Linked DNA regions of Homo sapiens: region 1 is linked to region 2. The links are chromatin loops, found by intact Hi-C in ENCODE. Cell type or tissue: GM12878. All regions are shown on one strand. Links, peaks and the distances in the headings refer to the core of each region. The heading gives the core; the rest is flanking DNA. Region 1 overlaps LOC107986419 (a long non-coding RNA gene). Region 2 overlaps CWC27 (CWC27 spliceosome associated cyclophilin).

What was found. Peaks named below come from ENCODE experiments on the same cell type or tissue, not always from the same donor. Only the 100,000 strongest peaks of a DNase experiment are listed, where the experiment ranks them.
Region 1: it touches region 2 in a loop (2.2-fold over the local background); 3 of 110 quality-filtered maps call a loop at or near these places.

The regions. Positions count from the first base shown.
Region 1 is chr5:65,061,221-65,072,207 of GRCh38, reverse strand. It overlaps LOC107986419 (a long non-coding RNA gene), which reads right to left. Exons shown (of 3, transcript XR_001742682.2): 2 at 6,097-6,153. Among named protein-coding and RNA genes, the nearest start is that of CWC27, 300 kb to the right of the region's middle. In GM12878, for the core only: no CTCF peak of the experiment used is centred there; DNase peaks (open chromatin) are centred at 1,975 and 5,657; H3K4me3 peaks cover 57 bases; H3K27ac peaks cover 3,041 bases.
Region 2 is chr5:64,964,956-64,975,942 of GRCh38, reverse strand. It overlaps CWC27 (CWC27 spliceosome associated cyclophilin), which reads right to left. Exons shown (of 14, transcript NM_005869.4): 12 at 4,131-4,240. Among named protein-coding and RNA genes, the nearest start is that of CWC27, 200 kb to the right of the region's middle. In GM12878, for the core only: a CTCF peak has its summit at 4,215 (motif pointing left); a DNase peak (open chromatin) is centred at 4,166.

The DNA of each region.
Region 1 (10,987 bases), core at 1,804-9,803, 96 kb before region 2:
TAAAAAGGAACTTCTAGTCCTATGTGCTTTGCTAACAGTTTTGTAATGAGTATAATAGTGAATTGTGTTTATAGACTTGACTAATAATAAAAAAAAGAGAAACAACTGTTTCTTAAGTGCCTGCTATGTGCTAGACACTTCACAATCCTCCTCTGAGGTAGGTATGGCCATTTCCATTGTACAACGGAGAAATCTGAGGCAGGAGGTTAGGTATCTCACAGAAATCCCAGCTGGTGATTGGTGGAGTTGGTGTTTGAATGCACATCTGTCTGAGGCCTTGCTCTGTCCAGTCTACTTGACTTCCACCAGGCTCAGCTCCATTTGCTTGACTTTAATGAGGACCCAGTAGAAACTCAGCCTCACGGTTTTCTCAGGCCGCTTAGATCCTGCAAACTGTCCTTGCTCTCTCTCATCTTCTGAGTGTCCCTGCTGCTTCCACCCTGGCTCCAGATGATAGAAACTCTCTGTGCATATGTCAGTTATTACAAGATGCTGTGTGTGAAACTTTTAATCAAGTATTTCAATGCCACATCTGGAAACAATAATCCAGATGTTATAAACCACTTTGGCCAGCGGTTGCCAGACTGCTGTCCAGGTGATGAGTGCAGGACACCCCCTCTTCACATGTGGAAGATGATCTGGAGGGACTGAGAGCTGGGAAATTTTTAACTACTGTGCTGCCTCCCTCCCTGAAAAAGACATTAGAGACCTGAATCACACAGCTCCCAGACCGAGGGTGTCCTGGCCTCAGAAGAATGTCCAAGCTGAAGAATAATTGGCCCATTTTCTTCACAATCCCTAGAGTTGTACTGGAAACAGTGGTTGGGGTTGGACTGTGCACCTGCAACGCTATGGGCACTGTCCCCAACAGCCTGAATTCGGAGTTTATTTATAGGTTGCTTTCTTCCCCCTCCCAAGCCTCTATGGAGAAAGCTCTGAATCCCAGAGCAGCTGGAATCAAATAAAGGGATACCATGGAAAATAAAGGGATGGGGCAGGGCTTCTGCCATAAGGTCCAGATTTTGTGAGAATTATGACACCATCCAGAAGTGGTAGGGCTCCTGTGAACCACACAACTCCATTATAAGACAAAAATGACACAGGTAACTGATTCCTAATCAAATTTATGGTTTGCTCCATATTGCCCAGGCTTTTGGTTTTGAGCCCAGTGTTCATTGTTGCTATTAATTGCCAGTGGAGGCCAGCCTACTAATAGGGAAGCAACATGGCATCATGTAAAAAGGCTTAAAAAGTATGGGTGTGCAATTTAAACTATCTGCATCCAAATCCATTTCCTTCAACCTGTGTGACCTGGGATAAGTTAACCTTAATGGAGACTAAGCTTTCTCCTTTAAAAAAAAAAAGCGATGAAAATATCGCCCGGGCACAGTGGCTCACGCCTGTAATCCCAGCATTTTGGGAAGCTGAGGCAGGCGGATCACTTGAGGTCAGGAGTTCGAGACCAGCCTGGCCAACACAGTGAAACCCTGTCTCTACTAAAAATACAAAAATTAGCCAGGCGTGGTGGCAGGTGCCTGTAATCCCAGCTACTTGGGAGGCTGAGGCATGAGAATCACTTGAACCCAGGAGGCGGAGGTTGTTGTGAGCTGAGATTGTGCTACCACACTCCAGCCTGGGCGACAGAACAAGACTCCATCTCGAAATAAATAAATAAATAAATAAAAAATATCAAACTTCATAGAGGATTGTGAGGCTCTAAAGAGATGACGGATGTAATACACTTAGCACAATATAAGTGCTCAATGAACATCATTGTGGTGGTGGTAGCTGCTGATAAAAATTTGTTTTAAGAAAGCCTGATGTCTTCCTGTTAGCTAGAAGACCACTTCTCCACTTGGGGAATAGAAGGTGCTAGGTGTCACTAAACTGTTGGTGATTTCCACCAGAGAAGGGAAAGACCAACGGGGAAGGGCTGAGAGCTGTCTGATGCTGTTCACATGCACTCTAGCAGACTCCACTTATAATCTGGCCCAACCAGCTTGATTGAAAAAGCCAGCCTCTCCACAGGAATTTCACACATGCAAATGAGAATTTTGATGGTCCTTGTAAAATAACCTCTAGTTTAGTCTGAACAGTCCCTGCCATTTGAGAGCCAAAGTCCCCAAGATGGGCCAAATTCACTGCACAATTGCTCTAGTCTGAACCCAGCCTCAGAGACCACAGAGGTAACAGTTTTCAATCTTCTAGTCCCAAGGATGCTCCCAGCATTGCTGCTGAATAAGCCAGCCCTTTGGTTACTTCAGTGCAGAGTGAGCCAGACAACCGTTAGTCCTAGGAAACAAAAGTCAACCCACATTAGCACCCACCTTTTAATACTGTATTTTCAAGCAAAAATGTCAATGTAATCTTTAAGAATGAGAATTTTTTGGTTTATCAAGAAAGTAGCACCCTTTTAAGGTATACTCATTTGTAGATTTTTCTTGATACTTTCAAGATTTTGGCTCTCCTTTATATGCCTGTAATTATTTACTTACCTCCTTGAGAAGGATTTTTTTAAGGTTTTCAGGAGAGTGAAATAGTTGAGCTCTTGGAAATATTTAAGTATAGTTCTACTTTGTTTTATCCAGTACATCTGGATTATTTTAGCCCTAGGCAAAGATCCATTAGCATCACACAAAACTATGTTGTCTTCAAACTATATTTTTGACTAAAATTTTCACCTTAAAGAAAATGATGTTTATACTGTTTAACACAGAAAAGACTCATTCATACTCTGACTTCTTGGATGATCTCTTTGTATTTCCTTTCTGTCTTCCTCTCCCTCAAATGTGGGCCTGTCCCAAAGGTCTATGCTTGGTCTTCTTCCCTAATCTCTCCTCACTGCAGAGATTTTAGTCATCCATATTGTTTGACCTGTCACTTCTATTTAGGTGCTGTCTAAAGAGTAATGCTCAGAAAAAGAAGTGAATGATCCCTACTTCAAAAGCATTGAGCTTGGGGAGCCCACAGGATGTCCAAATAGAAAAGTCCAACAGAAACATTTCCCCCAGTGCACACAAAGACACTGTTAAGTAAAAGCTTTATTCAGGTTTCTCTTGCCTGTAATCATGCCTTGAAAAAGCTCCTATTTTAATAAATCATGGGCCATATCTGTTTGACAGAGAAGCTGATGAAGCAGGTCTATTTTTCTTACGTCGTTTCTTTCTTTCTTTCTTTTTTTCTTTTTTGGCCCTTGGGGTCTCTCATTTCTTGCTTCTGTTTATCCAAGTTTTATTTACAGTATCCTAATAAATCTCTACGTTGCAGGATCATATGGACATGTAGACAGTTTCAGGGGTTACCCAGGAGCACTGTAATGTTAGGAAGCAGATGGCAATGCTTTACTGTTGAGGACACAGGGACCTCACTGCATGATACTGAAGTCAAGTTTCTCTCACTTGACTTAAGGAAAGAGATTCAAATGGAGGACAAGAGGGAGTCTTATATAGATCCTGTCCAAACCACCACTGGGCTAGGAGCAGCAGAAAATGTCCATGCTATCCCTTCCTCAGCTGGGTAATGACACATAGAAAGCTACTTACTTCCACAATAAAAGCGCATGTAAAAATTCTAATATTCAAATGCCCCTAAGTATCACCTGCCTACAGCTGTCAATGAGGTCACATCAGTATCAGTTCCTTAACCCCCTTCTCAAAGCTTAGCTATATTATTTCCAGGTGTCCCCAAGACTGTCCAGCCTGGGTTAACATTTTGATGTCATTCCATATGAACGTACATTTGATGCATATTGCTTTGTCATCTTCTTTTTCACTTGTAGTTTACTATGAACTTTCTCCAATGAGTTAGATATTTTTTCCATAACATGATTGTTTATGTTTATATCACATGGATAATTTGTTTAAACAGTCTTCTATTGTTGTACCTTTATTTCCAATAAAAAATAACTTTGTGGTGAATGTCTTTGCTTATACAGCTTTGCATACATCTCAAATTATTGGCCTGAAATAAATCCTTGGGCATGAAATTGCTTGGCCATAGGTTATGCTAATTATAAGAAGTAAATTCTATTATTGTAAATAAGTAATGATAAGGATATCAAATACTACTAAATATGGGTTAATGGGTGGCAGTTCCTCTGGAGAGAGCTTTTAAAAACAAAAAGATACTTACGGCTTTTTAAAAAAATGCATCTTAAGGAACAAAAACCATACCAAATTTATCAATACAATGGAATAATTTTGAATTTTGAAACTGCTCTATAATCTGACATTTTTGCTTCCTAAAATTTAAATTAGATACAGTATTCATATGTAGGAATTGTAAGCATCTATTTAAAGAACATTAATATATAAATTATTAGTGATATTCATCACCAATAAATCATGCAAGTATGAACAGGCATTCTGCACTTTATTTGAAAGCTCAGTACTTGAAGTTTCTTCATTCTCTACTAGAGAGATTTTTAAGTTTTAGTGGTCTATAAAGGATTAAGTGGAATGTATGACTTGTATCCTTCGCTAGATTTTAAGAGAAAGGAGTTGTCACCAATATATTTTGACCAAATACCTTATTAAAGACACAACGAAGAATGGAGCTTGGAAGCAACGGTAGCCCAGACGCCTCTAACAGCTCCATCATTCTGTACTTTAATAACTCATTGGCAACATTATGAAGTAGTTTATGTTCCAGACTTTGCCTCCTGGTATCTAGATTTTTATAGGTGTTTTGATTGAGGTATAGAGGAGGCATTTTTTGGCTGCTGATTTCTATTCCAGATTGTGGGATGTGAATAATTTGGTAAATTAACATCAATGGGTTAGACTGTTCTTTGTTACCAAAGGCCCCTGGGCTGCCCATTCCACTGGATGGTCACATTAATTTGCAACCACAGGAGGATGGCTGCTGGGCACATACGCCCACATTGAATTTCCTTTTGCAGGTTTTCTCCCTATTTTGAATATTCAGGTAGCCACTAAAGTCTGAGGCAGCTCTCTCTTGTGCATTCATAATTCTGGCTAAACCTAGGGCTTCCAAAACTAATATCAGGGAGGAAAGATCCAAACCTTAGTGCTTTTGTGGCTTTTTTTTTTTCCTGGGGCCAATTTTCGGCTATGTTTCCAATGATCAGTCTGTACTCCTAGTTATATACTAAATACATAAACTGTGTGTGCTACAAATGATGTTTTTCTAGCCTGTCCGTATAGCCTATTAAACCAGAGTTGGCAGTTTTCCATCCCTTAGGAGAAGCATTTGGCATAAATAATATTGTCATTTGGGAAGGCTAGACATGGTTTGAAGAAGTGACCTTGTATAAATATTGTCTGAGGTATGACTGAGGCTAAATTATATGACAGAGAGCTAGTATAGTCTGGGCTCTGGGCCCTCCTGGTAATGAAGTTGCTTCTTGTAGTAATGGAACCATCTGAATTGAAAATGTAATCAAATACATCAGAGGCTGTTAAAAGCACAAGAACCAGCTTATTTATGAGCCCCCAGGGTCCAGAGGATGAGAAAACGGTGCTGGAATTTCTTTGTTGTTCAAATGGCTTTGTCTTTTTAAAAGACAAGATGTCCTAGAAAGTGCCTTTTGTCCTTGCCACAGAACTTCCCTCAGTGTTGAGACTGCTGGTCAGGCCAAGAGTTTGTTGATTTCCCCGCCCACGTGTGGGGTGAGAAGCTGGCACAGAGCAGAGTCTTGGGTATTGCTGGGCTATTTGTGGTTGACCTGGTAATATCAGTAGCACAATACAGTCCCCCCAAAGACAGTTACTTTCCATTCCCTCTCTTAACACCCTAGTTTAGGATTTCATTTCCTCTTTCTTGGACTGTGTTGTTCTACCAGCCTCCTAATTATTCAGAATTCCTTCCCTTCACTTTCTCTTCCTTCTACTGATTTGCTAGATTTGTCTTTCAAAAGCATGATTTTCATCAATCCATCTATGTATCCATTTGTTCCACAATTATTTGTTGAATGCCAACTGTGTGTCAAGCACTTTGCTACCTGCTATAATAAATAAAATTTATAGTCTAGTGAGGAAACAGATGTTTGACAAATAATCACACTACTGGACATACAATTATAAGCAATTATAATCTTGCTTCTTGCCTACAGAAGACTCTTTTTTAATAACTCACCTCCTTCTTCAGCACCTTCTTCAACCCCTTCTTCGGCACCCTCCTTCTCAGCCAACTCTGCTGAGGGGGAAGGGGAAAGTATTAAAGGTTCTAGCACATCAAAGTTCCAGAGGGTGTTGCAGACCAGTTGAAGCTGGTAACTGGGAAGTGCTAATTATAAAATTATATATTAGGTATTAGCATTGGGGAAATTGTACAGGAGTTTATAAAGAAGACAGAGGAGTTGCCTGAAGCTGGGGAGTCTATGCCCTTGCCCAGAGAAGGGGCGAATTATTGAAAAAGAGTGTACTGTAGGAAAGAAGCAAGATTCTTTGGTGGTGTGAAACAAAGGAATCTCATCTAGACTGAGGAGTCAGGAGAGGCTCCACCAAGGCAATGATAATTAAGTTGCAGTGTGAAGCATGCACAGGTCTCAACTTGGCAGAAAAGGGGCTGGGGAGGATAGACAGGGTGGGTGGGTGGAGTGCTTTCCAATCAGAGGAAAGGCTGCAGCTGGGGGAAGTATGACGCCATTCGAGGAATGAAGAGACCATCAGCATGGCTGGAAGTACAGAGAGTGAGGGCCACACCGGGAAGGTTACGTAGCTCATGTTAAGAATTGAGGTCTATATTCTCAATTAACCATTAAAATGAGCCATTAAAGAGTGTTTAAGCAGGGCTGTGATTTGACCAGGTTTGCATTTTGAAAAGACAACTTGGGCTGCAGTGAAGAGGACCAATTAGCAGGGGCCAAAGAGATCAGATAGGAGGATAACGGCGAAGCTGGGTGTCAGCAGTGGAAATGAGAAGTAGACAGGTTTGAGTATTATTTATGTGGAGGAAAAAACCACAAGGTTTGATGATGGATTGAACATGAGGAATAGGGCAGAGGTAATCATCAAGGAGAATTGCAAGACTCCAATTTGTGCAACTGGATTGGTTGCACATTTACTAAGCAGGGGAATACTGAAAAAAGGAACTAAATTTTGGGAGAAAATAATGAGCAAAGCCTTGAAGCAAAAGCATGCTTGGTGTTTTCAAGGAAGAGCTAGGGGAGCATAGTAGCTGTTAAAGTCACAGAGGCATGATTGCAGAAGGAGGCAGAGTCTGTCTTGTAGGAGGACAAGCCCAAAATCAAGAGACCAGTTGGGTGACAATAATCCAGATTACCATTAATTACCATAATCCAGATAGAAGATGGTAGTGGTGGCTTAGATCAAGGTGGTGGCTGAGAAGGTGGTGAGAAGTGGCTAGGTCCTGGATAGATTCTGAATATAGAACCGGCAGCACTTTCTGATGAATTGGTTGTAGTGAGAATGAAAGAGAGGAATAGGATGACACCAAGCCTTTTGGTTTGAGCTACTGGAAAGATGGATTGCCATTTACTAAACTGTAGAAGACTTCTGGAAATTCTGTGGTTTTATTTTTTTATTTTAATTTTATTTATTTTTTTTTTTTGAGACAGAATCTCTCTGTGTTGCCCAGGCTGGAGTGCAGTGGTGTGATCTCAGCTCACAGCAACCTCTGCCTCCCAGGTTCAAGCTATTCTCATGCCTCAGCCTCCCAAGTGGCTGGGATTACAGGCATGTGCCACCACACCCGGCTAATTTTTGTATTTTTAGTAGAGACAGCATTTCTCCATGTTGGTCAGGCTGGTCTTGAACGCCTGACCTCAGGTGATCCACCGCGTTGGCCTCCCAAAGTGCTGGGATTACAGGCGTGAGCCACCTTACCCAGCCAGGGGTTTGATTTTGAATTATGTTTGAGGCCTTTTTTCGATAAGCAAGTGGAAAGATTGAGTAGGCTGTTGGATATATGGACTAAAGCTCAGAGGAGAGATCCAGAAAAAAATGTATAAATTTGGGTATCTTTGGGGATTAGACAGAAGGTACTCCAACCCATGAGAAAGGATGAGTTCACCAAGGGAGTAAGGATAATTAGAGAAGAGGAACAAATGTTTAGGAGCTAAGCATAAAGAATATAATTCTAATCAATAATGTTCAAGGTTATCATCACTAGTAATAAGACCTATCAACAGCATTTACCCCGATATGATGCATTGAGAAGGGCACACCTTCATGTCTGTGGTAATTTTGCTAAAAAATACCATATAATATCCATTTAACCACGATAAAATATCAGACAAGTCCAAATGTAGGCATGTTATACAAAATAACTGAACAGTACTCTTTAAAAGAGTCAAGGTCGGCTGGGCGTGGTGGCTCACGCTTGTAATCCCAGCATTTTGGGAGGCTGAGGCGGGTGGATCACTTGAGGTCAGGAGTTTGAGACCAGCCTGACCAACATAGTGAAACCCCATCTCTACTAAAAACACAAAAATTAGCCAGGCATGGTGGCACGTGCCTGTAATCCCAGCTACTCAGGAGGCTGAGGCAGGAGAATTGCTTGAACCCAGGAGGTGGAGGTTGCAGTGAGCAGAGATCATGCCACTGCTCTCCAGCCTGAGTGACAGAGTGAGACTCTGTCTCAAAAAAAAAAAAAAAAAAAAGAGTTAAGATCATGAAAAATAATTAATGACTGAGAAATGATTACAGATTGAAGGAAATTAAAAAGCTGTGACAATTAAATGCAACATGGGAACCCAGATTGGATACTATTAAAACAGAAAAAAGATATTAGTGGAAAAACTGTTGAAATTTGAATAAAGACTGTAGTGTAGTTAATAGTATTGTACCAGTGTTATTTTCCTGGTTTTGATCATTGTACTATGGTTACATAAGATGTTAACAAGGGAAGATAGTTTAAGGAAATGGAGGAATGTTCTGTTTCATTTTTCCAACTTGTCTGTAAGTCTTAAATTATTCCAACAGAAAAAGTTAAAGAAAATTAAGTTTATGGCTTTTCGGTCCGTACCCTAAGGATGTGGCTGCCCTCATGTCTGGTCTTTCTAGGTAAGCAGAGAGATGCTGGAGAAGGAGATAGGGCCACCCTATAGGGTCTAACTGTGCGAAAGGCTTTGAACTTTCCTTTGAGATCCAGTGAAGGGGTAGGCAGGGTAAGTGGGGGAAGAAGAGAAACCAGACATGTTTGTTTTCGGCAAAAAGAGACAAAAAAACAGAATAAATACTGTGTTAGGCCTGGATTCAGGCAAACACCCAGTTACTTTCAATTATTCATCCTGTTCTCCAAACAGAATTGACCATGAGTGACTTCATGACTCACAAGGGTGTTAGCATATTGTAACGTCTGGCTGGGAAGATTGCTCAAATCCCAAAGGATTTGACTCGAGGAGCCTTGCAGCATTCTGCTTTTTCCTGCCACGCCTACAGCTCAGGCACAGTTGTAGAGTGGATTTGAAGTTTATATGCCTGAAAGGTAGGTTGTATGTGCATTATATCTGACCTTCCCTGTTTGGAATGATTCCAGAACAAAGAATGCAGCTGGATTGAGATACCAACCGGCAGTGAGTGAGGATATGCCTGGAATAGACCTAATAGGAATGAGGAGAGAGACTCCCACAGCCAACTCTGTGGAGGGAGGACAGGGGAGCATTACAGGTTCCATCACACTGAAGTTCCAGAGGGTGTTGCAGACCAGTTGGAGATGGTGACTGGGGCGTGCTAATTATAAAATTATGTATTAAATATTAGCATTGGGGAAATTGCAAAAGAGGTTTCTAAAGAAGACAGAGGAGTCCCTGAAGCTAGGGAATCTATGCCCCTGACCAGAGAAGAGGTGAATTACTGAAAAAGATACACCCTTTAACCTCCCTACTGTCCCATGGGGAACAGGTCAATAATCAGGGAGAGGCTCTTAATCCCTGGAGGCCAGGGTATGATCACCTCCCTACCTCTAACCTACCTCATTGCCTGACCTGGCAGGAAACTGTGCACGTCCACCCTCTGTTCTCAGAAACTCTGAAATCTTGCAGTCCAATACCCTAAGGCTCTAATGCTACAAAATGCTACTATTAATGGTAGCTGTCAGTTTCTAAATGCTTACCTCATACTAGGCTCTTTATATAACTGTTTCTAATTCATTCAACAACTCTTCAAAGTAGTCATTATCATCCTTATGTTTTACAGAAGATTTTATTGGTGAGGAAATAAATGTTTAGCTTTTCTGAGATCACACAACTAGTGAGTGGCTAAGCCAAGATTTGAACCCAGATCTGATTTCCTATTGAGTCACAGAACTTTCCAATGAACATGTTGCCTCTCCTATCTCCAGTGAACCCCAGGGTCCAGGAGGAAGTACACCTTGGGGAAACATTAGCCACTCTGGGAATGCTGTGACTGTGGGCACAGAGCAGCCTTCCAGGAGTAACCCCAGCTACTCAGAAGGCTGCTCTGTGCGCACGGCCATTTCTTGAAACCTGTGTGAAATTTCAAGAAATTTCACTGGGGTTGGAAAATTAGCAGCCTGTGTCTCCTCAGGCCAGATTCGGTGGCCTGGTGCTGCTACAGGCAGTCAACGGTAACTGAGGTCTGTGGAGTGTGAGGGGGAAGGGCATGAAGTCACGAGGGGCACACCTGGGCTCCTGATGGTGGAAAATCACAAGGATGTTTTGTCAGCGTTTGCCTGCAGCTACATTTCTGGCTGAAATTTTGGATGGCTTTACCAAGCCTCAAAGGCAGAAAGAAAAAATCATGTTGAGAGAGACAGGCGCTTTGACGGGAAACAAGGTCTGGGTGCTAGCTGGCTCTTTGCCATGAACTTAACACATGAAGAGGAGCAGAGAAGCTTCCTTGTTACCATCAGACTGTCATCAAATTGCCCTGGGCATCCTACAGAGAGAAAGGTAGCCAGGCCTCCAACCTGAACAAACCCTTTGATGCAGCATTACAGAGGAGTGCAGGACCACAAAAGACTGTGTAACGACCTACCACATTGATAAAATAGATCCACTATGAACTATTTTCCTAATGAGGCAAGAGCATTTCATGTGTTG
Region 2 (10,987 bases), core at 1,151-9,150:
GCACGTGCCACCATGCCCAGCTAATTTTTTTTGTATTTTTAGCAGAGATGGGGTTTCATTATATTGGCCAGGCCGGTCTCCAATTCCTGACCTCAAGTGTTCCACACGCCTTGGCCTCCCAAAGTGTTGGGATTACAGGTGTGAGCCACCATGCCTGGCCTAAATATGCTATTGTTATTAAAAATTATATACATGAAACATTGCATTCTATTGTTAAGTGAAAGATGAATACAAATATTGTGTTAAGTATATATTTTTTAAAAGTGTGTGTGTGTAGGGGGAACATGACTGTGAATTCTTGTTTGGCTCCTATGCTCTCTGTGGGCAGGAAGAAGCAAGTGGCTATAATTTTGTAATCACACCATCTCCTAGGTCTTAACAGTCTACTCCAGAATTTGAGCAGACAACAGAAGCTAGAAAAAGGTTTTTCTATTCAACATATTTACAGAGTCCATCATTATGAAATGGGATAAAATACTACCTGTCCGAGAAATCAAGGGCCTAATCAAGATTTTGGTATGTTGAATTCAATACTGAAATCCTCACATTTCATAAGGAAAAAGATGTGTGACAGTTCAACATGTGAATAACTGGTATATTAGAGAGTCACAATACATTCCTAAGCTCCAGAATTTATCTAGAGAGTATCAATAAGATCACAGTTCATGAAAAAGTTAAGTAGGTCTGGGCAATCTAGAACTCAAGCTTAATAAAGACAAATGGTGTCAAAATAACTGCAAGAAAAAGGTGGTTGGTTATTGCTTTAAAAATGATAGTAAAAAGCATCTTCTACTTTTCTGCAAAATTTAATGCCCACATATTCAACAGCTAAAAATACACACATTATCATAGCTACTGAATGAGATGAGTTTTGGGGAAAATTTATAAGTTCCTATAGAATGTCATCATAGGCATTCTGAGGGCTGCAGAGTATGTTAGCATTTAGCTGTTTTATCTGTTTTTAGAGTAGAGGTTATAGAATTAAGCTATTCAAACAATGTTAACAGATAAAGTATCCCTTGTTTTTAAACCTTACTCATTAAAAATAGTCCATTGTTTATTCATTCTTATTGTATTTGCTTATTAATAAGAAAACAGATTACTGTAAAAATATTGAAAAATAGAAGTAAAATAACTATTATCCTACCACTCAGAATAACCGCTGTTAATATTTTGGTAAATATACTTCCAGGTAGTATGTGTGTGTGTATGTATGTGTTTATATATCTGTATCTATATCTATCTATATCTACTATTGCATAAATATATCTCTCCACATGCTTATCTCCATATCTATCTATTTAATCTATATGATATGGTCTGGCTGTGTCCCTACCCAAATCTCAACTTGAATTGTATCTCCCAGAATTCCCATGTGTTATGGGAGGGACCCAGTGGGAGGTAATTGAATCATGGGGGCTGGTCTTTACCATGCTATTCTCGTGATAGCGAATAAGTCTCACAAGATCTGATGGGTTTATCAGGGGTTTCCACTTTTTCTTCTTCCTCATTCTCTCTTGCCACCACCATGTAAGAACTGCCTTTCACCCTCTGCCATGATTGTGAGACCTCCTCAGCCAGGTGGAACTATAAGTCAAATTAAACCTCCTTTTTTTCCCCAGTTTTGGGTATGTTTTTATCAGCAGTGTGAAAATGGACTAATACACTATAGCTTAAAAGTAAACCCTATCATTTTTTTTTTTAAGAGATAGAGTCTCACTCTGTCACCCAGGCTGGAGTGCAATGGTACAATCATGGCTCACTACAGCGTCGACCTACTGGGCTCAAGCGATCCTCATGCCTTAGCCTCCCAAGTAGCTGGGACCACAGATGCACACCACCTTGCCAAACTATTTTTTTTTTTTTTTCTGTAGAGATGGGGGTCTCCCTAGGCTGCCTAGGCTGGTTTCAAACTCCTGGGCTCAAGAGATCCTCCCATCTTGGCCTCCCAAAGTCCTGGGATTACAAGAGTGACTCACCATGCCTGGCCCTAACTAATTTTTAATGATGGATGTTTGCATACTTGGAAATGTCTTTTTTAAAAGCACAAAGAAAAATGAAAACAAAAAAGACTTCTAAATGGAATGAAATTTTAAAATTTCCTAGAAAATTATACTAGACCTGGATCTTTCTCCCTGAGTTACAAGTGGCAAGGCAGTTTGTTTTTAAGCCAATTAATGAGCTACTGGCATTTGCTCAAAGAGGGGAGACTGTGGCAAACAAAAAACATCCTCTTGGCTATTTTTAGCTTCTTCTATATTTAAGATTAGACTTTCTCCTGCTTTATTATAAAGGCTAGAGAAGACACTGGGCAGAAAAAAATCACAAAAATAATGGGACACATTTGTTATAGTGTGAAGAAGATAGGATCTGCATGGAGGCATTTTGATTGGCATCTGCAGGGGAATTATTCAGTTATGGCTTTTCCTGAAAGAACGAATGGCCAACTACTTCCAGGAATGCTCTTTCAGCACAGCGAGAGCCTTCCCAGAATGTAGAAGCTATGCTGAAGGAGCCCAATCTTGGCATACTCTGTTTATGCATATCTAACACAAGAGTCTCCCAACTGGGCCCTGTGCCTCTGGTCCTGTCCTGTATCCAGTCTAATCTCCATATTGCAGCCCAGTTAGAGAGATCTTCCTAAAATGAAAGTGAGATCATATCACTTCCTTCTGTCAATGGTTCCCCATGGCCTTTAGGATAAATTCTAAACTCCTTAACATGGTTTAAAAATACCTTGTACGAACTTACTTTTGCTTACCTCTTCAGCCTCATCTTTCTCCTTCTCTTAGTTTATGTTACAATCATATTTAATATCTTTTAGTTCTTTGCAAAGAGGTTGAAGACTTTTCATGTACGCACTGTTCCTTTTGTCTAGCCATGCTCTGCCTCTACCTGGCTGTCTCCTACACAACCTTTGAAGTTCAGCTGACAAATCATTTCCTTAGGAAGGCCTTCCCAGATTCTTAAGCCATGTAAGGCCCCTCTGTTATTCATCTACATGGCTTCCTGTACCTACCCTTTCATAATGCTCACCCCCTTTCACTGGTATTACTTGTTTAGCTCTTTTCCCTGATAGATCAGAGAGAGCAGGGATGTGTTCATGTGTTGACTGCCAAATACAGTGATTAGTACATGGCAGGTTCTTAATAATTATTTGCTACAAGGGAATGGGGGGAGGGGGAAGGAATGAATGAATGAGTCATCCTTAGTATCTCTGGTAGTATAGTCACTATGGTTGCTATTTAGAAGACTTTGTGATTTCATGAAAACAAGTTAATAATGTACTTTTTCTTAATGAAATTAAGAAATTATCCAGACAGGTTTGGGCTTTTTAATTTACTTTTACTTTGCCCGTTTTATTTATACAACTAAAATGGTGTGTCCATATATATATATATAAGGCAGTTTGTTTATATCCATATATATTAATATATATGTCTATCTATATAAACATATATATGGCAGCACCAAAAATAAATGATTTCAGTCTGCCCTCTAACTTTTCAACATGAAGGGCTGCTTAAGAGATTTGTTTTATCAAGTGTCAAGTACTGCATGGCACATAGTGCTGACTCCCAAATTGTTGAGCTAGCTTCCTATCTCTTTTCATTCTTGATTTCTGACAACTAACTTCTTAATATTACTACCTAAAGATTCAGGAATTACTTGTACTAATGAATAGAAGTCAGCTAGCAGACCAAATGACTTATTTCCAGACAGTGTACAATTTCAAGCTAGGCTGGCTAGTCAGCATGCGAGATGTCGGGCTGGAAGAGACTCTCTCATCATTTATAATCACCACTTCTTCATTTCATAATATTCACTACACAGAGGTTCCACCTGGGTTTCTGAGGATACATGGCTTTATGAGGTTCCTGTGCTTACTATGGGAGTACCAGGTTGAAACGTGGAAGTTCCAGGCTTTTTCACCACCAATGTCTGGAAAGAACTCCAGAGTTTGAATCTTTATGTGAGTGGCCAATGTCCACCCTATATAAATATATTCTTTTTTATTTTTAAGAGGTAGTGCTTCTCCTGATATATAATCAAATTAGGCTCCATTTAGAAACACTTAAAAACAATAAAAAGACAATAAGTTCTGTATGGATTTGGGTTTTTGAAGTTACCTGATCTTCCCGGGAAGTTCCCTTCTTTGACTGTTGCTTCCTCAAAGCTTCATACTTTTGCTTTTCTCTTCTGTATTCGGCAACAGCACCATCTGGAGGGGCTTCTTCCTCTAAAGAATAGTAGAATATTTTTAGAATAAGCAGTAAAATAGCTCTGTGGATTCATAGCAATGTTTATGCTCCTGTTGCTGAAGAGGAGGTTGGCACTTGGGCTTGCTTTTTCACCATTTAATTTCAAAAGAAAACCTGTAAGCCCCACCAGCTCTGTAACTACTTCCTAAATTAGAATGTGACTGATGCTAATTTATGAGTTGATATACATATATTTACTATACACTGCACTATTGTAATTGTTCTTCTCACATGTCCTTATTTAAGTTGATTATAAAATCATCTATCTCACTTCTAAAATAATTAAGGTTTTCCTAAAATTCAGCAATACCATTTTACATTTTTTCCTTGCCTTAGAAGATATAACCTTCCAAATATTGGTTGATATTCCAATTACCTGCCACTTTTGTTCCCCAGTTATAACAATAACAACCTTCAATTTAATGGCATCATAGAAAATAAATATGTCTAACAAATAAGTCAAAACAGTTAGCAAAAGCAGACAAAAATAATCTTTACTGAATTAGAAATTAGAAAACAAATCTATAGGTTTGAACCTGCAATAATTCTATGTGAAGATTAGTTAACATCTTGGTTCATAAAACACAGTTTTGCCTCAAAAACAAACAAGCCAACAAACCCAACTAGTAACATTTTATAATACCTCACATGTGTAAATATCAATGAAATTTGTGACTAAAACACACACACACACACACACACACACACACACACACACACACTCCCTCTCTCTCTCTCTCTTCTCTTTGGCTGGAAGACAAACGATAAGCCAGATGTAATCAAGAATGCTAGTAATCTGTCTACCAAAGCTTTAGTCTGTTAGTTGTCTCTTTGTTATCTAGCTTGAGGAACATCATGAATATGCAATCTATTAACAATCAGCCATTTTGTTCAAGAGATTTTCTGGTCAAAAAAAAAATTTGAACTAAGAAACAAGTTATCTTTTTGTGGTTACCTAATATGATTTTGGTAGAACTTGGAAGGAGAGTCCTGGTTTCAAAACTGACAGCTGCAAACATTAAAAACTGAGCACATTAAGGAAAAATGAACCATTAAATACAGAAATAATATCTAAGGCACACATGCCTAGTAAAGACTAGTATAAAGAGTATGCCATCACGACTGGTATACATGAAGTGATTCTTATAGTAGGTTTAAAAATTACTTTCGGCCGGGCGTGGTGGCTCACGCCTGTAATCCCAGCACTTTCGGAGGCCGAGGTGGGCGGATCACGAGGTCAGAAGATCGAGACCATCCTGGCTAGCACGGTGAAACCCCATCTCTACTAAAAATACAAAAAATTAGCCGGGCGTGGTGGCGGGCGCCTGTAGTCCCAGCTACTGGAGAGGCTGAGGCAGGAGAATGGCGTGAACCCGGGAGGCGGAGCTTGCAGTGAGCCGAGATCGCGCCACTGCACTCCAGCCTGGGCGACAGAGCGAGACTCTGTCTCAAAAAAAAAAAAAAAAAAATTACTTTCATATTTTTCTACTGAATTACATCTTTGAATACCTCTCTTCTTCTTATCCTACAGTAGTTAGATTTGCATTGTCCTGGGATAAAGAGCAAGCACTTTAAGATGACTTAGGATCCCTACATGAGGCAGTTAATGCTTTGCTTTCCAGTTACGTCTCTCAAGAGACAACTCCTTTGCCGTATCCACCTTCATGTGCTTTCACTTGGCTGATAACTAGTATTCTTAAACCCTGCTCTCTTGACCAACCATCCGCCTTTGCACATGCTTTTCTTCCTTCAGGGATACTGCAAATACTTCATCTCTCCGTTCTTGTTAATTCTCCTTGCTTAATTCCGGCTCCTCCTTTAGGTCTCAGCTTGGTTGGCACTTCAGTGAGCCTTTTCTGATTCCGTTCTTGAAGTCTGGTTTAGATGTCTCTCCTTTGAGCTTCCAAAGCACCCTTTAGCACTTATCACACTTTATGGCGATTTCCTGTTTACTCTTCTTTAAACTCACTAGACATTAACTCCTTGAGGACAAATCATATTTGTCCTCATTTTTTTTTCTTATTTCATTTCATGTCCTCATTTCATTTTCTTAAGTGTATCTTTCAAAGATACACTTAGGACAGTGCTTGGCAAGTGATTCAATAAATAGTCAAATAAATGAAGTAATAATGTAATTGAAGAAGGGGAAAATAAGAAGGTGTAGGGTAATTTGCCCTCTTCCCCTCGCCAGCCTCAGTTATAGTTAGCATTTGCCATGCACCTGGAATCTCCTGTTCCATTGCATTTAGGGAGTCAATAATTATTTTCTGCCATTTCCTAGGGCAGAAGTTTGTAAAATTCTAAGGAAAATTGTGATGGGTATCAGTAGAACTGTTTAATGTTTTTATGGTTAAAAAAATGCAAAAGAGAAAGGACAAGTTCTTTGCTTACATTTTCAGCTAAAAAAGATTGAAAACCTTTATGTGTGGTAAGAATTTTGCAATAAATGGAAAAGATATAGATGAATTCTGCTATCTCATGTCATAGGTAAGTTAAGCTTACAACTTTCAAAACAGATTCAGCATTGCTTATTTTAATGTTTCACACGCATCTTCTTGAACACGGTCCCTTTTAGCAAGGACCAACCACTTAATTTCACTTATTAGGAATGTGAAGGAAGTAGGAAAATGTTTAAAAAGTGCTATAAAGAAGCCTTACAAATCAATTTTAAAAAGTCAAGGATAGGTACATTTAAGTATATAATAAAGCATGGAAATTCTGTAGCTATGTTGTTTATAATACTAAATGGCCTTTTAATAACTTAGAAATAGCAGTCACCTCATTAAGGAAACTAAATGCATGAAATGATAGAATTTTTAAAAACAGCTGTATTGAGGTAGGCATTACATATAGTAAAACTCACTAATTTTGTATATAAAATGTGATGACTTTTGGTATTGTATAGAGCATATAACTTCCACTGCAATCAAGATCTAGAAAAGTTCCACATACCCTACAAAGTGTCCAAATGTCTGTTACAGTCAGTTTTCTTTTTCTGGCAATGAGGCATCAGCGATCTGCTTTCTGGCACCACATTTTTGCCATTACTAGAAACTCATACAAATGGGATCATACAGTATGTAGTTTTTTATGTCTGGCTTATTTTGGTGAGCAACTATTGTTGAGATTCATCCATGTTCCTTTGCATAACTGAATAGTATTTCATAGCATGGATATACTCTAACTTGTTTATTCTGAGTTGCTTACCGTTTTTGGCTACTACAAATAATGCCTCTTTAAACATTTACACACACAAGTTTGTTTGCAAACATATATTTTCATTTCTTGGGGGTAAATACCTAGGAGTGGGATTGCTGAGTCAAGTGATAAGTGTATGTTTAATTTTATATGATACTGCCATACTGTTTTACAAATGGTCGCACCATTTTGGCTGCATCATTCCACTCGCAATATAGGAGAGGTTGAGTTGCTCCATATCTCCAAATATATCGGTATTGTCATTTAACTGAATATTTTAGAGAGCGTGAAATAGTATTTTGTGGTTTCTAGTGTTACTTTTCTGATGACAAGTGATATTACATTTTTTATGTGCTTGTTGGCCATTTATGTATCTTCTTTTCAAATCTTTTGTCTATTAATTTTTTTTGTCTTATTAATGAGTTGTAATAGTTTTCTTATATATTCTGGATACAAGTCCTTTGTCAAATATATATTTTGTAAATGATTTATCTCAGTCTGATTTCCCTTTTCATTTTCTTAAGTATATCTTTCAAAGAGCAAAAGTTAAAATTCGATGAACAGCATTTTATCAATATTTAAATTTCATATCACACTTTTTGTGTCTTATCTAAAAAATCCTTATTTTCCTCATGGTCTCAAAAGTTTTTTTCTAATGCTTTCTCTTAGTAATATAAAATTTTAGCTTTTCTGTTAAGATATATAATTTATTTCAAGTTGATTTTTATATATGGCGTAAGGTAAGGGTTGAGATTTTTTTTCTATACAGACATCAAGTGTTCCAATATTATATGTTAAAAAGGCTTTCTTACCTCCAGTGAATGACCTTGGCACCTTTCTTGAAAATCAATTGACCACATATGTATATCTATTTCTATACACTCTCTTCTGTTCCATTAATCTATGTCTCTGCTTGTGCCAGTAGTATACTGTCTTGATTACTGCAGGTTTATAGTAAGTCTTGAATCAGTTAGTGTAAGCCCTCTAACTTTGTCTTCTTTTTCACAACTATTTTGGTGATTTTTGTTCCTTTGCCTTTCCATATAAATTTTAAAATCAGCTTGACAATTTCTTCAAATAAGTCAGGTAGGATTTTGACAGTAGCTGCATTGAATGTATAAATTAATTTGGGGAGAACTGCAATCTTAACAATAGTGAATCTATCAAAGTTTTACTGACTTAACCTGCCATGTTGAGGTCTATAATACATCCTTTTGGTTCCAACCATCATGTACAGTCATGGTGCTGGTGTGAGATAGGAGTGAGGAGTGGCTATTTACTATCATCTTTGTGACTATCTCAGGATTAGTATTTCAGAAACAGGAATGTTTTGAAACAAATATGGGTAATTGTAAAAATGACTGGCTGATATACTAGAAGCAATAACATGAAATAGCAAATAGAAATAAGCAGTTTTCATAGAATGGAGAGCAAAAAGCAGTACCTCTCTTCCACCAAAATGTCATGGGAATGTAAAAAAAAAGAAGATATGTGCAATGTAATTAATTCTCACATCAAGACTCACTGAACAAACCAATGAACAACTTCCAATCCAGAAAGGTTAGTTGGACAAAAAGTATTTTTAAAACAAACAAAAATTTTTATTATGGAAAAATTTCAACACAAATATAGAGAGAATGGTATAATGAAGCCTCTTTAGTCATCACCTATTATCAATAGCATCAACTTATGGACAATCTTATTTAACTCACAAGATATTCTTAAGACATTAAAACTAGCACTCAGACAGTAACCTAAAGCACATGCATTTCCTCTAGTAGGTAAAAAAGAAAGAATATGTGCTCTCAGTTTCCAGTATAGGAGATGCCAGTGAGCATGGCATCTTTAGAGCATAGACTTTGGGTGAGACTGATCTGAATCCTGGTTCCACAATTTACTATATGAGTGAGATAGGGATACACTATGTCATCTTTTTGTGCCTCAGTTTCTTCAGCTATAAACTGGGGATGATAATATCTACCTCACTTGCTGTTGTGAGGATTAAATAAAATACTGTCTGACATGTGGCAAACACCTAACAAACTATTATTACTATCTCATTCAGATTAAATTATGAAAGTATCAAAATATACACTCACACTGACTGTACAATTATGTGCTAACTCTATATGTTTTTCTTTGTTTTAAGTGATAAGCTTTCAAAGGATATCACAGACTCTTGCACAAGTCAAGCTTGTTTTTCTTTCTCTTTCCCTCTCCATACAAATACATTTCTTTCATATAAGGGAATTTCTTACATTGATGGAGGGAAAAGGGAAACTATTTTTTTTTTTGCTAGATTATGAAGCTATACACATTCTAAAAGTGGTTATAAGGATTTTCCAGTTGAGATGCTCTTAGACATGTTAGCATTTTTATTTTACTTCCTCCTGCATTTCTCACATTTTAACCTATATTGAAAAGCTAATTAAGACAACTTTAATGTATGTATCAATTTATTTCATTAGTATTTATGAAACCAAACACTCTTTTTATATTTTCTAGCCATGATAATGAAAACACAGGCACGTAGTTCAAATCCTCCTGAATGTATTTGCCCTGATAATATCTTAATATTGTAGCATTAGTCATTCTTCTTAATGTATAGTCATAACCAGCTTCATAAATGTTTTGTATAAGGCAATTAGTGGTAGTGATGGCAAGCATCTAAAGAATGAATAAAATTCACCCGTAAATTGTAGGATCTGTTTGAAAATATCTGTTTGGTGATAGGATCTACATTTAAAATGACAAAGAAAAGACTTAATATTCTCTAACTGAAGTAAAAAATCGATTGCAAAACCAGTTTTGCTTTGAAAAATGCTAAGGAAATAGTTGGGTAAAATTTTATGGCTTTTCATTATGATTTAAATGATCCCAGATCAAATAAGTAAGGTAACTCTTGTTTCACAAGGCTTCAAACATATTTCAATACTATTTCCATCTACCCCTGTTTATTATATTCCATTCTTAATGAAGCTCCAGTTAAACAATTTTCAGCAGATGGACTGAGAATGAAACCAAACTCTAGAATGTTGTCTATGCCTCAATTGCTAACTCAACTGTCATCTGACAAAGTCTTGGACTGTAATCTTATCCTTACTGCAGCTTTTGGTTTCCAAAGGGGGAAAGTGTATAAAAACTTGACTTTTTGTCCTCTGATTATGGGTGAGACCTTTTTGACTTCAACACAGCCAACTGTGTTGGATTTTGTAATAGAAGTTAAGAACTCAAAAACTTGGTGCTTCAGGGCAGAATGGGTAAATCACAGGGTGTTCCCTATCATTATACAGCTGTAAATGCTCCCATACTGCTTTAAATAAAGAATGCTCTAAAGAGAGCGACAGCTTCTAAAGTTGTTGAGAAGTTATGTTTTTTATTTATTTATTTTTTGAGACAGAGTTTTGCTTTTGTTGCCCAGGCTGGAGTGCAATGGCGCGATCTTGGCTCACTGCAACCTCCACTTCCCGGGTTCAAGTGATTCAGGAGTTGTTTTTTATCTGCAACTATCTTTGAGTTTTACTACT